3 separate regions of the Homo sapiens genome follow, and regions 1 and 3 are each linked to region 2. A link is a contact called in ENCODE Hi-C or POLR2A ChIA-PET data. All regions are on one chromosome and are shown on one strand. Each heading gives the region's core, a stretch centred on a gene start or an enhancer-like site at or near the end of the contact. The rest is flanking DNA. Distances are from core to core; before and after follow the strand shown. Region 1 overlaps ATM (ATM serine/threonine kinase). Region 2 holds the start of CUL5 (cullin 5). Region 3 holds the start of SLC35F2 (solute carrier family 35 member F2).

The links. Hi-C counts contacts between places; a loop is a spot of excess contacts on that map. ChIA-PET counts read pairs that join two places held with the same protein, here RNA polymerase II (POLR2A). Pooled maps may share reads with other maps.
Region 1: a loop to region 2 is called in a pooled map, with 4 times the contacts of the local background. The contact joins the enhancer-like site here to the promoter of CUL5 in region 2. A Hi-C loop is called at or near these places in 1 of 37 single-sample maps with no recorded cell type and 10 of 50 pooled maps. POLR2A ChIA-PET finds 5 or more read pairs at or near these places in 3 of 52 experiments (HepG2, OCI-LY7 and PC-9).
Region 3: a loop to region 2 is called in a map of gastrocnemius medialis, with 23 times the contacts of the local background. The contact joins the promoter of SLC35F2 here to the promoter of CUL5 in region 2. A Hi-C loop is called at or near these places in 11 of 168 maps with a recorded cell type or tissue (B cell, CD4-positive, alpha-beta T cell, CD4-positive, alpha-beta memory T cell and 7 more), 17 of 37 single-sample maps with no recorded cell type and 23 of 50 pooled maps. POLR2A ChIA-PET finds 5 or more read pairs at or near these places in 8 of 52 experiments (Caco-2, H1, MCF 10A and 5 more).

What each region holds. Positions count from the first base shown.
Region 1 is chr11:108,238,967-108,243,287 of GRCh38, reverse strand. The region is part of intron 5 of ATM (ATM serine/threonine kinase); the gene reads right to left. Among named protein-coding and RNA genes, the nearest start is that of ATM, 18 kb to the right of the region's middle. Within about 2 kb of position 1,452, at least 3 of the 41 ENCODE cell types and tissues checked have a DNase peak (open chromatin) inside an H3K27ac peak, as active enhancers do.
Region 2 is chr11:108,007,484-108,011,610 of GRCh38, reverse strand. CUL5 (cullin 5) reads right to left here and starts at 2,713. Exons shown (of 19, transcript NM_003478.6): 1 at 2,239-2,713. The coding sequence starts at 2,262. RefSeq lists enhancers at 2,199-2,388, 2,489-2,588.
Region 3 is chr11:107,857,240-107,861,685 of GRCh38, reverse strand. It overlaps SLC35F2 (solute carrier family 35 member F2), which reads left to right and starts at 2,899. Exons shown (of 8, transcript NM_017515.5): 1 at 2,899-3,028. The coding sequence starts at 2,919. LOC124902746 (a long non-coding RNA gene) reads right to left here and starts at 2,456. Exons shown (of 2, transcript XR_007062876.1): 1 at 2,032-2,456; 2 at 697-1,940. RefSeq lists a silencer at 2,774-3,083 and an enhancer at 3,304-3,373.

The sequences.
Region 1 (4,321 bases), core at 203-2,702, 230 kb before region 2:
GCAAAAAATGTGTTGAGACCTATGAAGGGTATGAAATTTTACTCTGCTTGGTTTGTTTCTTATTTATTTGAGGTAGAGTCTTACTCTGTCACCCAAACTGGTGTGTGGTGGTAAGATCACGGCTCACTGTAGCTTCAATCTCAGCAGACTCAGGTAATCCTCCCACCTTAGCCTCCCAAGTAGCTGGGTCTAGAGGCCCACACCACCACACCCAACTGATTGGTATTTTAGGTAGAGACAGGATTTCACCATGTTGCCCAGGCTGGTCTTGAACTCCTGGGCTCAAGTGATCCACCTGCTTTGGCCTCCCAAAGTGCTAGGATTACACGCATAAGCCACTGTGCCTGGCTGAGATTTTATCTACTTGTAACCTAACAAATTAGCATGACAGTTTCCTGGGTGCTAGCAGGAAACCTGAGATTCCTGATAAGAGAAAAAGGACAGTTTATTTCTCCCAGTAATGATGGTAGCCAGACTACCTTCATTTTTGCATCAGTTCCCCAGTACCAAAGGCAAGGTGAAATGGGACACTTGACACTGCGAAAACAGTGGACTGAGTTATAACAGAGAAACCTCAAGCTTTTTATAATCAATAGGCTACAAGTAAATCTGTCCTGTTTTAGAGGAAGCCATCATCTGACCTTAGATGATCCACCTGCCTCAGCCTCCGAAAGTGCTGAGATGACAGGTGTAAGCCACTGTGCCCAGTCCCCAAATAACATTATTCACAATGTTATACTTGTGTATATTGGGACTTTATATATAGACAATCATGTCATCTACAAAGGGGAGTGTTATTTCTTCCTTTCCAATCTGTATGCCTTTTATTTTTCTTGTCTAACTACCCTGGCTAGAACCTCCAACATAATGTTGAAAAGGAGTGGTGAGAGTGCACATCCTTATCTTGTTCCCAATTTGTCTTATGAAAGGCTTTAAATTATGGATTCAATTTATTCTCCTAATAGTTATGGGACTAGTCAAATTATCTATTTTATATTGGATGACTTTTGATAATGTATGGTTTTGAGGAACTGGCCCATTTAAATTAATAGATGTTCATAGTGTTTCCTTATTATCCTTTGAATATCTATAGGATCTGCAATTAGATCTCATTTCATTTCTAATATCAGTAACTTTGGTCCTCTTTTTTTTGTTTTTTGTTTTTTTAAGAGACGGAAGTCTCACTACACTGCCCAGGCTAGATTTGGACTCCTGGGCTCAAGTGATCCTCCCACTTCAGCCTATCAAGCCATAAAAAGACATCGAGGAGCTGAGAACGGTGGTTCACACCTGTAATCCCAACACTTTGGGAGGCTGAGTTCAAGCTGCTGGCATAAGCAACATAATAAGACCTTATCTCTACTAAAAATGAAAAATTAGCAGGGTGTGATGGCTTGTGTCTGTGGTCACAGCTACTTGGAAGGGGGTGGGAGGATCATTTGAGCTCAGGAGGTCGAAGCTGCAGAGCCATGATCTCACCACCACACTCCAGCCTGGGTGACAGAGTGAGGCCCTATCTCAAAAAAAAAAAAAAAAAAAAAAAAAGAAAGAAAGAAAGACAGAAAGAAAGAAAGAGAAAGACATGGAGGAACCTTAAATGCATATTACTAAATGAAAGAAGGCAATCTGAAAATGATACATACTGTTATGATTCCAACCACAGTCACATACTACATAACAACATTCTATTCAATGACAAATGGCAATATGAAAAGGTGGTACCGTAAGATTGTATCAGAACTGAAAAATTCCTATTTAAATACTTAGTGATGTCATAGCACAAGAAATTACTCACAAGCATTTGTGGTGATACTTGTGTAAAAAAAACCCACTGCACTGCCAGTCATATAAAAGTATAATACATACAATCATGTATAGTACATAAACCTTGATAATGATAATAAATGACTAAGTTACTGGTAAAATGTTAGGTTTATGTACTTACTCTACTATGCTTTTTATCACCATTTTATACTATATTCCTCCTTCTTCTTCTTAAAAAACAAAACAAAACAAAACAGTAAAACAGTCTCAGGTAGGTCCTTTAGGAGGTATTTCAGAATAAAGCACCATTATCATAGGAGATGAAAGCTCTGTGCATGTCCCTGAAGATCTCCCAGGGGGACAAGATGCAGGGACAGAAGACAGTGATACTGATGATCCTGACCTTATGTAGGCCTAAGCTCATGTGTGTGTTTGTGTCTTTGTTTTCAACAAAAAAGTTTAAAGGAAAAAATAGAGTAATAATAATTTCATTTAAAAAGCTTATAGAACAAAAGAAAAAACATCTATAAGTATATAAGGAAAAAATATTTTTGTACAGCTGTACAATGCATTTGTATTTTAAGCTAAGTGTTATTACAAAAGAGTCAAAAAGTTTAAACATTTTTAAAGTTTATAAAGTAAAAAAGTTATAGTAGCTAATGTTACTTTAGTATTGAAGAAAGAAAAACATAAATTTTTAAATTTGGTACAGAATAAGAGTTTACAAATTCTACAGTAGTATATAGTATCCCAGGCCTTTACATTACCACACATTTACATACCCAGAGCAACTTCCAGTCCTGCAAGCTCCATTCATGGTTAAGTGCCCTAGACAGGTGTACCATGTTTTATCCTTTATACTATACTTTTACTGTACCTCCTCTATGTTTATATATGTTTAGAGACACAAATACTTGCCATTGTGTTACAGCTGCCTACAGTATTCAGTATAGTAACATGCTGCACAGGTTTGTAGTGCAGGAGCAGTAATACCATATAGCTTAGGTGCGTAGTGTTATACCATCTAAGTTTGTATAAATACACCCTATGACGTTCACGCAACAAAGAAATTGCCTAATGATGTATTTCTCAGAACATATCCACATTGTTAAGAGACGCACAACTGTATATGACATGCTGGAAAAGGCTAAACCATGGAGATAGCAAAAAGATCCATGGTTCCCACAGTTTACAAGAAGGAAGAGATGAAAAGGTGAAGCACAGAGGATTTTTCTGACAGTGAAAGTATTCTGTATGATTCTGTAATAGTGAAAAATTGTTACCATTCTCTCCCAGAGGAAAAAAAAATATGACCATCTCATTAGATACAGAAAAAGATCTTTAAAAATGTCAAAACACTTGTCAAAATCCATAGCATATGTACCACCAAAAGTGAACCTTGGACTCTGGATAATAATGATGTGTCCCAGCATAGGTTTACTGATGGTAACAAATGTACCACTGGTGCAAGATGTTGACAGTAGGGCATGCTGTGTGTGTCCAGTGGACTTTCCACTCCGTTTTGCTGTAAATTTAAAATTCCTCTAAAAGATAAAAGTCAATTTAAAAAAATGGAAACCACTAGGTTTGAGAAACTGAATAATTGACAGTGTAGCTTGAGCACAGAAATTAGAAGCGCTTTAGTTAAGTTAGACAGGTAGGAAGAAGCAAAATTATGCAGCACTTTCAAGGCCTAGAAGAGGAATCCTCATTTTCTATTAGTTGTGCTAGTGAGAATGTAGAGAAACTGGAACCCTTGTGGGCTGCTGGTGAGAATGTAAAATGGCGTAGCTCCTGTGTAAAACAGGATGTTGGTTCCTTAAAAAATTAAATATAGAATTACCACATGATCTAGCAATTCTACTTCTGGGTATATAATCAAAAGACTGAAAGCAGGAAACTCAGGAGATGTATACTCATGTTCACGGCAGCATTATTCACAATAATCAGAAGGTAGAAACAACCCATGTCCACCAATGGACGAATGAATTAACAAAATGTGGCATATACACAGAACAGAATAGTGTTCAGTTTTTAATAAGGGTGAAATTCTGACAAAAGCTGTAACACTGATGAGCCTCAAAGACATTTTGGTAAGTGTAATAAGCAGGTTGCAAAAGGACAAATACTTATAGGAGTCCTCTACTTCAGGCTGCTATAACAAAGTATTATAGGTTAGGTGGCTTAGAAACCACAGAAATTTATTTCTCTCAATTTTGGAGGCTGAAAGCAGCTCAGGTGCCAGCATTGTGGGTTTCTGGTGAGGGCCCTCTTTGGGGCTGCAGACTACTGACTTTGAACTGTATCTTCACATGGCAGAAAGACAGCAAGTTAGCTCTCTGGCCTCTTTTCATAAGGGCATTAATCCCATCCATGAAGGCTGGACCCACAGGACCTAATTACCTCCTAAATCCCACACCTCCAAATACCATCCCTTTGGGAGTTAGATTTCAACATAATTGGTGGGACACAACATTCAATCCATAAAAATGAAGTACCCCAAATAGCCAAATTCATAGAGAGAGAAAGTAGAATGGTAGCTGCCAGGGGATAGGGG
Region 2 (4,127 bases), core at 1,464-3,963:
TGGTGGTTTTTTTTATGACATTGGCTTCTAACTTCTAAGTTACACATCAAGAAAGTTCACTAGAGTCACTGAGTCACTTACTTTTTTTCAAAATATTATCACCTTCCCTTTATTTGTAAATGTTCAAGTTAAAACACTTTTTAAATTCTTGTGAGCTTTTAAACCTAAACCCTAAGTACCCCGTTTTCTGTATATTCAGGCAGTTTTCCCATTCACAGGTCTGTGCTGTGGATGTAGATTCAGAATTTCCACAAGTACTTAACTAATATGAACCAAAGTAGCTTCCACAGGTAAGTACTTAACTAATATGAACCAAAATAGCTTCCACAGGTAAGTACTTAACTAATATAGACCAAAGTAGCTTCTCCTCCAAACAATCCTTTGTGAGGTTTTGTAAGTAGAACAGTGACTTACTCTTTTCTGAGAGTTATTTTTCGGGAGAAAAAGACCTTGCTTTATATCCAGGTAATCAACAAGTCAAAATTTTCCAGAATCACGGACAAAATTACTTCTTAAACACGTTTCAATTAATAGCATACTGTTTATGTAAACACACAGATGCATTAATAGGAGTCTTCAGAAATAAAACAAATTTTCTTTCCTTTTCTTTTTTCATTTAGAGTCTCACAGAGCAGTGGCGTGATCATAGTTAACTATAACCTCTAACTCAGAATTATCAATAGCACCTATATTGTAGGAACACTGTGAAGATTAAATTAATGTATCTAAAACAATCCTCCCACCTTGGCCTCTCAAAGAGCTGAGATTACAGGAGTGAGCCACTGTGCCCAGCCCACAAATTTTCTTTCTGAAGTAAAGCATGAGAAATTTGCTATACCATTATAAAAGAGAAAAGCAGAGTGGGATGGGTTACTCAATTCCCCGAATTAGTTTTCTTAAAGAAAGAGGGGGAGTAGTTATAGTAATTTATTGTATTATACTAATTAAGTGCCAGGCACTGTTTTAAGCATTATAGATATATTAACTAATTTAATCTTCACAATGTTCCTATGATACAGGCGCTACTGATAATGCTGTCCTACTCATAAGGAAACTTGCCCAAAGTCATACAGCTTTTAAGTGGTGGCTATTCAGGGAGTCTAATTCTAGGGCCCCTCTCCCTTTTAAAAGGTGATATACAGTACTGCCTCTTAGTAAAATTTGTTCTTCATTTTATGAGACAGTCCCATCTATTAGACAATCAAATATCAGTGGTCTAAAGAAGACATGATGGTTAGGTTCCTGTATATTTTCTATTATTTTCTAGTATTCATCCACATTGCCTGAAGGCATGAGAGGCCTCAGGAAGAAGTGGTTCATCCTTTGTATTAGGCTGGTGCAAAAGTGACTGCGGTTTTTGCCATTAATATTATGTTCCCTGAGCTATTCACTACCCCCATTTCTGTCCGTACTTTTAAGGCAAATGATTAACTACTACAGACACATACACAGAACAGACTAGTTCTAAGTCTTCCTCATTCTTCTCCAAACTTTTTAACTGGTGGAGAATCTGCCCCTGTGGGCCTAGATCTCCCTTGCTATATAAAACTAACTTTAAATACTGTCTTTGACAAGGTAACTTTCCTGCGCCCTAAAACGATGGTATCGCTTCATCAGTTGTCATCTGGTTGTGTCCTGTAACTGGGTGGGGGTTAGAAAGCAGTTTCCTAAGGAAAAAGATGAACTCAAGAATGGGAGAATTAGGAGGGAAGGTGTAACACGCAGAAAAGGGAGGAAGGGGGGTGGAGTGGGAGGCACTGCTGGTCTGACTCGGAATTTCGTGCAGACAGAACGAGAACAGAAATGGAAGAAGTGGGGGGTCGAGTCACTGAAACCTGTTAGGCAGCATTTTCTTGGTTTTTCCTTTGATGCGTCTTAGACATTGCTTTACAAGAAACTGAGACCTAACAGTACTAACGGCCCAGCTGGTCAGGACACCGCACGACCATTCATCTCCCGCTCCCGGCCAGAGCTGGTCCCTTGAAAGCATCGCTCCTCGCCAGCGCTCAGCCAGGCTTTTCTCCCAGCGGCCAGTCGGCGGGAGCGACCACCAGAGCCTGTCGACCCCAAGGCCACAGACCCGCGTTCCGGTACTCGCCGGCTGCCACCGCGGCTTCCCTGCCAGTGGACAACCCCTGAACACTCCCACACTTCGCAGCTGAACCTGAGCCGTGCCTTTCCCAAAGAGCCGAACCCGGCGGCCACACAGTAAAACCCAAGCTGGAGTGAGGGTCTTACCTTTAACAGATTAGACGTCGCCATGTTCTTTAACTTGGACTCTCGCGAGACGACGCGAGAATTCGTGGCGCTCCCGGCCAGGCCTTGACCGGAGGCCGGAGCTCCCACCAGGGCCCAGGGCCCGTCGGCCCGCACCAGGGTGTGGTGGGCGCTGGAGCAGCGCGCCGACAGCGCTGACCTCGTCCCAAGCACCAGGAGCTTCCTCACTCTTCTCCCCTACATGGTCACCGGAGCTTCCCCACGCGAAAGACCTCATGCACGCGCTCAGGAAGACCGGAACGGCGAATGCTGAGAAGGTAACGGGAGCCGACCTGACTTGGAAGAGGAAGCATCGACTCCACGAGCCTCCCCGACTCCTTCGGATTAGCCTTTGTGGTTGCACCCGCCGCGGCCACCTGCAACGAATTTAGCTCGGCTTAGGCCCCGCAGCTCAGGTTCCGCGGCCACGTCACGTGACGCGAGGGCGGGGACGCGCTCGGGAGCGAGCGTGGGAGCCTGGAAGCCTCGGTGGGTCCCGAGGCTGCAGCGAGGCCGGGACCGTGCCCTCTGCTGGCGGGACCTGGCGTTTTCCGGCACCCCGCCCCAAATCCCGGACTCGGTGTTAAGGGAGGTGCATTGTCCTGAAATGCTTACAACAGCTGTCTTCAATAACTCGTGCATAGAATGCGCCCAGTAAATATGTGTTGACTGCACAAGCGTGATGACTCTTAATATTTCTATTCAGGAATGCTTGGCACTTAGATAAAATATTGTTCAGTGCTTTGGGAGGCCGAAGGGGGAGGATCACTTGAGGCCAGTTCAACACCCTCGTCATTACAAAAAAGTTTGAAAAAAAAAAAAAAAGATTGTTTAGAGAATGAATATTAATCTTCGATTTTCTGAAGGCACATTATCCTAGAAGATCCTAAACCATAAGCCTCCGGGTTTTACCCCTTCAGACCACACACCACTGGCCAATGAGATAATATAATTTACATGTGGAACCTGCAGGATACCTGGTATTGTATTTTGCAGGTTTACAAACAGCCTTCATACGGCCATAATGCGTAGAAATAAGTAAGAGCTCTGGACTAAGAGAAGAGGGATGGGCCTACTTAAAGAATCCAATCAAGTAGTTAATACTTGTTTGAGCACTTGTATATACTAGGCACAGGAAATACAGGATTAAATAAAAGAGAAGACCCCTGCTCGTTTGGAGTTTATGGCCTAATAAGGTAGCCAAATGTTAAGGATGGCTACACAAGTCAAATATTACTTAGTGGGAGTTGTGATAAATATTGCAAAGAGGCCGGGCGCAGTGGCTCACGCCTATAATCCCTATAGGGCCCCGTGGCTCACGCCTATAATCGGCACTTTGGGAGGCCGAGACACCTGCGGTCAGGAGTCCGCGACCAGCCTGGCCAACATGGTGAACCCCTGTCTCTACTAAAAATACACAAATTAGCCGGGCATGGTGGCGGGCACCTGTAATCCCAGCTACTCGGGAGGCTGAAGCAGGAGAATCGCTTGAACCCTGAAGGTGGAGATTGCAGTGAGCCGAGATCGCGCTATTGCACTCCAGCCTGGACGACAGAGCGAGACTCTTGTCTCAAAAAAAAAACAAAAAAAACAAAAAAAAACTACAAACAAAAAAATACAGTGTGCACTTGAGAGCGTAGGAAGGGAAAGGAAACTAGTATCCTAATCTCCATCTACCCAAGCCACCCTTTGCTTATGCTTAACTGAACCTTAAGACAACTTTTGAGAGCTTGATTTCAGCGTCCTACTGTCAACCGAAGCATTCCAATTTTCCTAACTCACTTGTTCTGGAAACACCACTGCTACAACTCTGACTTCAATAAGTTCTCCATTCCATTGACCCCACCTGTTATCTGCCATCTCCTGTTTTC
Region 3 (4,446 bases), core at 1,650-4,149, 150 kb after region 2:
CTTGAACCAGGGAGTTGGAGGTTGCAGTGAGCTGAGATCGCACCACTGTATTCCAGCCTGACAAAGAGAGACTCCGTCTGAAAAAAAAAATAAAAGCGGGGGGACTCTATTATACGTGCCGGAGTTTTTTTTTGGGGGGTGTGTGTGTGTGTCTGTGTGTGTGTTTTAAAAGACTGTCTCACTATGTAGCCCCAGGCTGGTCTGAAACTCCTGAGCTCAAACAATCCTCCTGCCTCAGCCTCCTGAAGTGTTGGGATTACAGGTGTGAGCTACTGTGCCTGGCCCCCCACCCTCTTTTAAAGTTACTGGTGTTGACGTGTATCTTCTATTTTTCTTCATACTCACATAATCAAACATAGTAGTCCTCCCTTATGTTTCAAGACCCCCGGTGGGTGTCTGAAACTGCAGAGAGTATTTAGCCCTATACAGTATATACTTTTTTCCTACACATACCTATAATAAAATTTAATTTATAAAATTGGCACAGTAAGAAATTAACAACTCATAATAAAATAGAACAATTATAACAATATACTGTAATAAAAGTTATGTGAATGTGGTCTCTCTCTCAAAATATCTTACTATACTCTAGTCACCTATTTTCAGAGGGTAATTGGCTGTGGTAACTAAAACCGTGGAAATCAAAACCTCAGGTAAGGAGGTGACTACTGTATATATTGCAAATAAAAAATCAAATTTGGTTAAGGAGAGACTTTATTTGTAGGGATTATTGCAAATGGGGATGGGTGGGGACTGTGGGGAAGGGTTCCTGCAGTAGGAGGGGGCCTATTCCCTACTGGTGGGAAGTGGAATGAAAAGGTGGCTCTCCACTGGATAATAGATTAGAGAATGTTTCACCCTGAGGCCAACTTCTCAGGAGGGGCTATTAAGGAGGGGTTACCTGCGGCTCAGGGTCAGGGTGGGTGAAAGTTCAGAGGTATGAGGGAGGAAGAGAAATTCAACCAAAATCTTTGATTAAAAAAAAAAAGGTGGGAGGCTTCTTTTCTTTTCTCTTTCTTTCTTTCTCTCTTTCTCTCTTTCTTTCTTTTTTTTTTGAGACAGTCTTACTCTGTTGCCCAGGCTGAAGTGCAGTGGCACGATTTTGGCTCACTGCAACCTCTGCCTCCCGGGTTCAAGTGGTTCTCCTGCCTTAGCCTCCCAAGTAGCTGGGATTACAGGCACACACCAAAACGCCGGGCTAATTTTTGTAGTTTTAGTAGAGACGGGATTTCGCCATGTTGGTCAGGCTGGTCTCGAACTCCTGACCTCAGGAGTAATCCGCCCGCTTCGGTCTCCCAAAGCACTGGGATTACAGGCGTCAGCCACCGCGCCCGGCCTAGGAAGGTTTCTTAATTGTCATTACTTTCCAGGAGCACAGGGCTCAGGTAGAATTCAACGTTGTCAATATGCAGGGTTAAATGAGTTGTTTACTTTACAAAAGTGACATCTTAAATGTGCTTCTAATGTCCTCTTGTTTCATAATATGCTTGTATTATAATACTTAATTAGTCTCTACGGATGACCACGTTCTTAGTTTCAAAGGTTTTTTTGAGGTTCCTGCAGCTGCTAAACTTGGGGTTCCTGAAGTAATATTTCATTTTCGAAAGCTGTTTTTTTTCTTAGACTCCTCTTACAGAATTGCCAGCTCGTCTGCACAGCCTGTCTATTTGAACCTACGTTTATTTTGACCCACCCCAACCCCCAAAGCAGGTGGCCAGGAAAAAATAAAAGGTCCCAACACCTTTTCTTTTGTTTTCTGGATCTCCTCCTTTCCGGAAGCAGGGGGTCAGTGACAGGAACTTTTCGACCCCAGCTTAGTGTCTCTTAATCCCTCTTTAGCCCGTGGAAGCCTCGGAAGGCGTGGCCAGGGCAGGGCATCCAAGCCGAGCGCCGGGGGTTGGCACCGTCTCTCTCCCTGGCACGGCGGAGACAACTGAATACTGAAAGACAAAACCAACACACCGCGAGGAATGAGCCACGCCTCCATCCACGCCACAAAGGCACGTTTCCAAGATCTTTTTAGGATCTTACCCATGTTTTGCAGGGAAAAGCGACACAGACCTGAAGCGCCTTCAGGTTTTTTTTTTTTTTTTTTTTTTTTTTAAGACGACGTCTCCCTCTGTTGCCCAGGCTGGAGTGCAAAGGCGCGATCTTGGCTCACAACCGCCGCCTCCTGGGTTCAAGCGATTCTCCTGCCTCAGCCTCTCGAGTAGCTGGGACTACAGGCACCCGTCACCACGCCCGGCTAATTTTTGTATTTTTAGTAGAGACGGGGTTTCACCATATTTCCCAGTCTGGTCTCGAACTCCTGACCTCAGGTGATCCACCCGTCTCGGCCTCCCAAAGCGTTGGGATTACAGGTGTGAGCCAACGCGCCCTGCCAGCCTTCAGTTATTTTAATGAAGCGATTTTGTACAAATCAGCCAGAGGGAGGGAGAGTGGGAGGGAAGAGGAGGGGTCAGCCAGTCCTTCCAGTTAGGAGAGTCCCGGCTCACTCACTGCTTCTAACTCACTGCTCACTCACCGCTTCTTAGCTTAGGAATCACCTACAATAACCTCGTGTCACTGTATCTTGTGATTTCAAACAAGGAACCCTAAAAACCTGAAGGCACACTGGGTGCCGCTCAACAATAAGGCTCGGCTGCCAAGACGAAAAAAAAATTGCCCTTTCTCCTCCTGCCACCCTGGAGGTGCCAGGTTGTAATCTGCAAATGTATTGTCTGGCCCTTAGGGCTTGACAGTTAATGATTGGTCGCTGAAGGAGCCGAGCGGAGGAGCGAGAGGGACGCGAGCAAGCGAGCGAGGGAGGGAGCGCAGGGCCAGAGCGGAGCCCCAGCCGGCCGCACAGGCACCGCCTCCCGTCTTCCGGGACCCGGCACTTCGGGGGTTTTGGGCGCCGGAGACGCGCAAGGGCGCCGATGGAGGCAGACTCGCCAGCGGGCCCCGGCGCCCCAGAGCCCCTCGCGGAGGGAGCGGCGGCCGAGTTCTCCAGCCTGCTGCGCAGGATAAAAGGCAAACTCTTCACCTGGTGAGTGGAAGGGGCGTGCTGCAGCTCCGCTGGGGCGTGGGGGCGGCTGCGGGCCCTGCGCGCACGTGGACAAGGAGCACACTCTCTGAGGCCCCCAGCAGGGAGGCAGAGGTGGCGGCCGCACGGACTTCGGTTCGGGGCTCAACACGCACACCAGGTATGGTGCGCTTCACCTGGCGTCGGGAAGCACTTGGTGCGTCTCCCTCGGCTCCCGTTTCGAAATCGTGGCGATGTATTTTGGAGGATTTGGGGGGAAACCCACCCTGTGGCACTATTAGGTCGGTCCTCTGGGGCGTTCCGCGGTGGAGGGACGAGGTCCCCGGGGATGCTGTGAAGGAGGAGTGCCCACCTCGGGCTGGGCAGGTGGGTGAGCGCCACTTCCTGGCGCCGGCGCCCTCATTCCATCTGCTGCCGAGCCAGCCAGACTGGGCGCGGTGATTCAAGAGTTGACCGAAGTGAGAAATCCTGGTTAAGTTTTGTGCTGCTGCCGGGTGGGAGACCAGAGCCGGCTCTCTCTTCCTGGGCCTGAGCGAGGTGATATAGCCACCCCCAGGGCTGGGGTCCAGGGAAGCCTGTTTGTGGTATCACTATGCTCTGTGCGAAGTAGGGACAAATGTTTTTAAGGAGTGGGCAGCGACTCTAGAAAGCGTTTCTGTGGTTGCTGGAGGACTTGCACTCTGGAAATGAGAGAACCCAGGACCTAAATAGTGAAAGACATTTATTGGGCACTCGCTCTGTGTCAGGTACTGTGCATAACAATTTATATGGATAATATCAGCTAATCCTCACCACTTTAGGAGATGGTACTATTGTTATATCCACTTTGCCGCTGGAGAAACAAAGAAGGCTAAGCAATTTGCCCAAGGCCACAAGATGATCTTTAAGGGGTGATGCGTTCAAGCCGTAGTCTAAACAGCGTTGGCCACTGACAACTCATGAAACAGATATTTGATTTTTTTTTCATATTAACAAAGCGAATTTCCCTTTAACGATTGTGAAAGATAGTCCTGAAAAGCCATACCATTTTAAAAACGAGATCGATAAAGGTGTAAGCATTTTTTATCATATAAATAGTTTGAAATTGATGCATGTGTTTAAAGGGGAAAGTTGGCCGAAAACCACCTTGTAGCATCCAGTTGTGTATGTCCTGATACATTTGTTAAAAGTTCTCAGCTGGGAGGCAATTCAGTGTAATGGCTAAGGGCACTCACATTCTGGACTCAAATCCTGGCTGGGTGACCTTGGACAAGTCAGTTCTCTGTGCTCCAGTTCCCTCCCTTCCCTCCCTCTCTCCCTCTCTCCTTCCTTCCTTCCCTCTCTCTCCTTCCTTCCTTCCTTCCCTCTCTCCTTCCTTCGTTCCCTCTCTCCTTCCTTCCGTCCTTCCTTCCACAAGTCAGTTATCTGTACTCCAGTTCCCT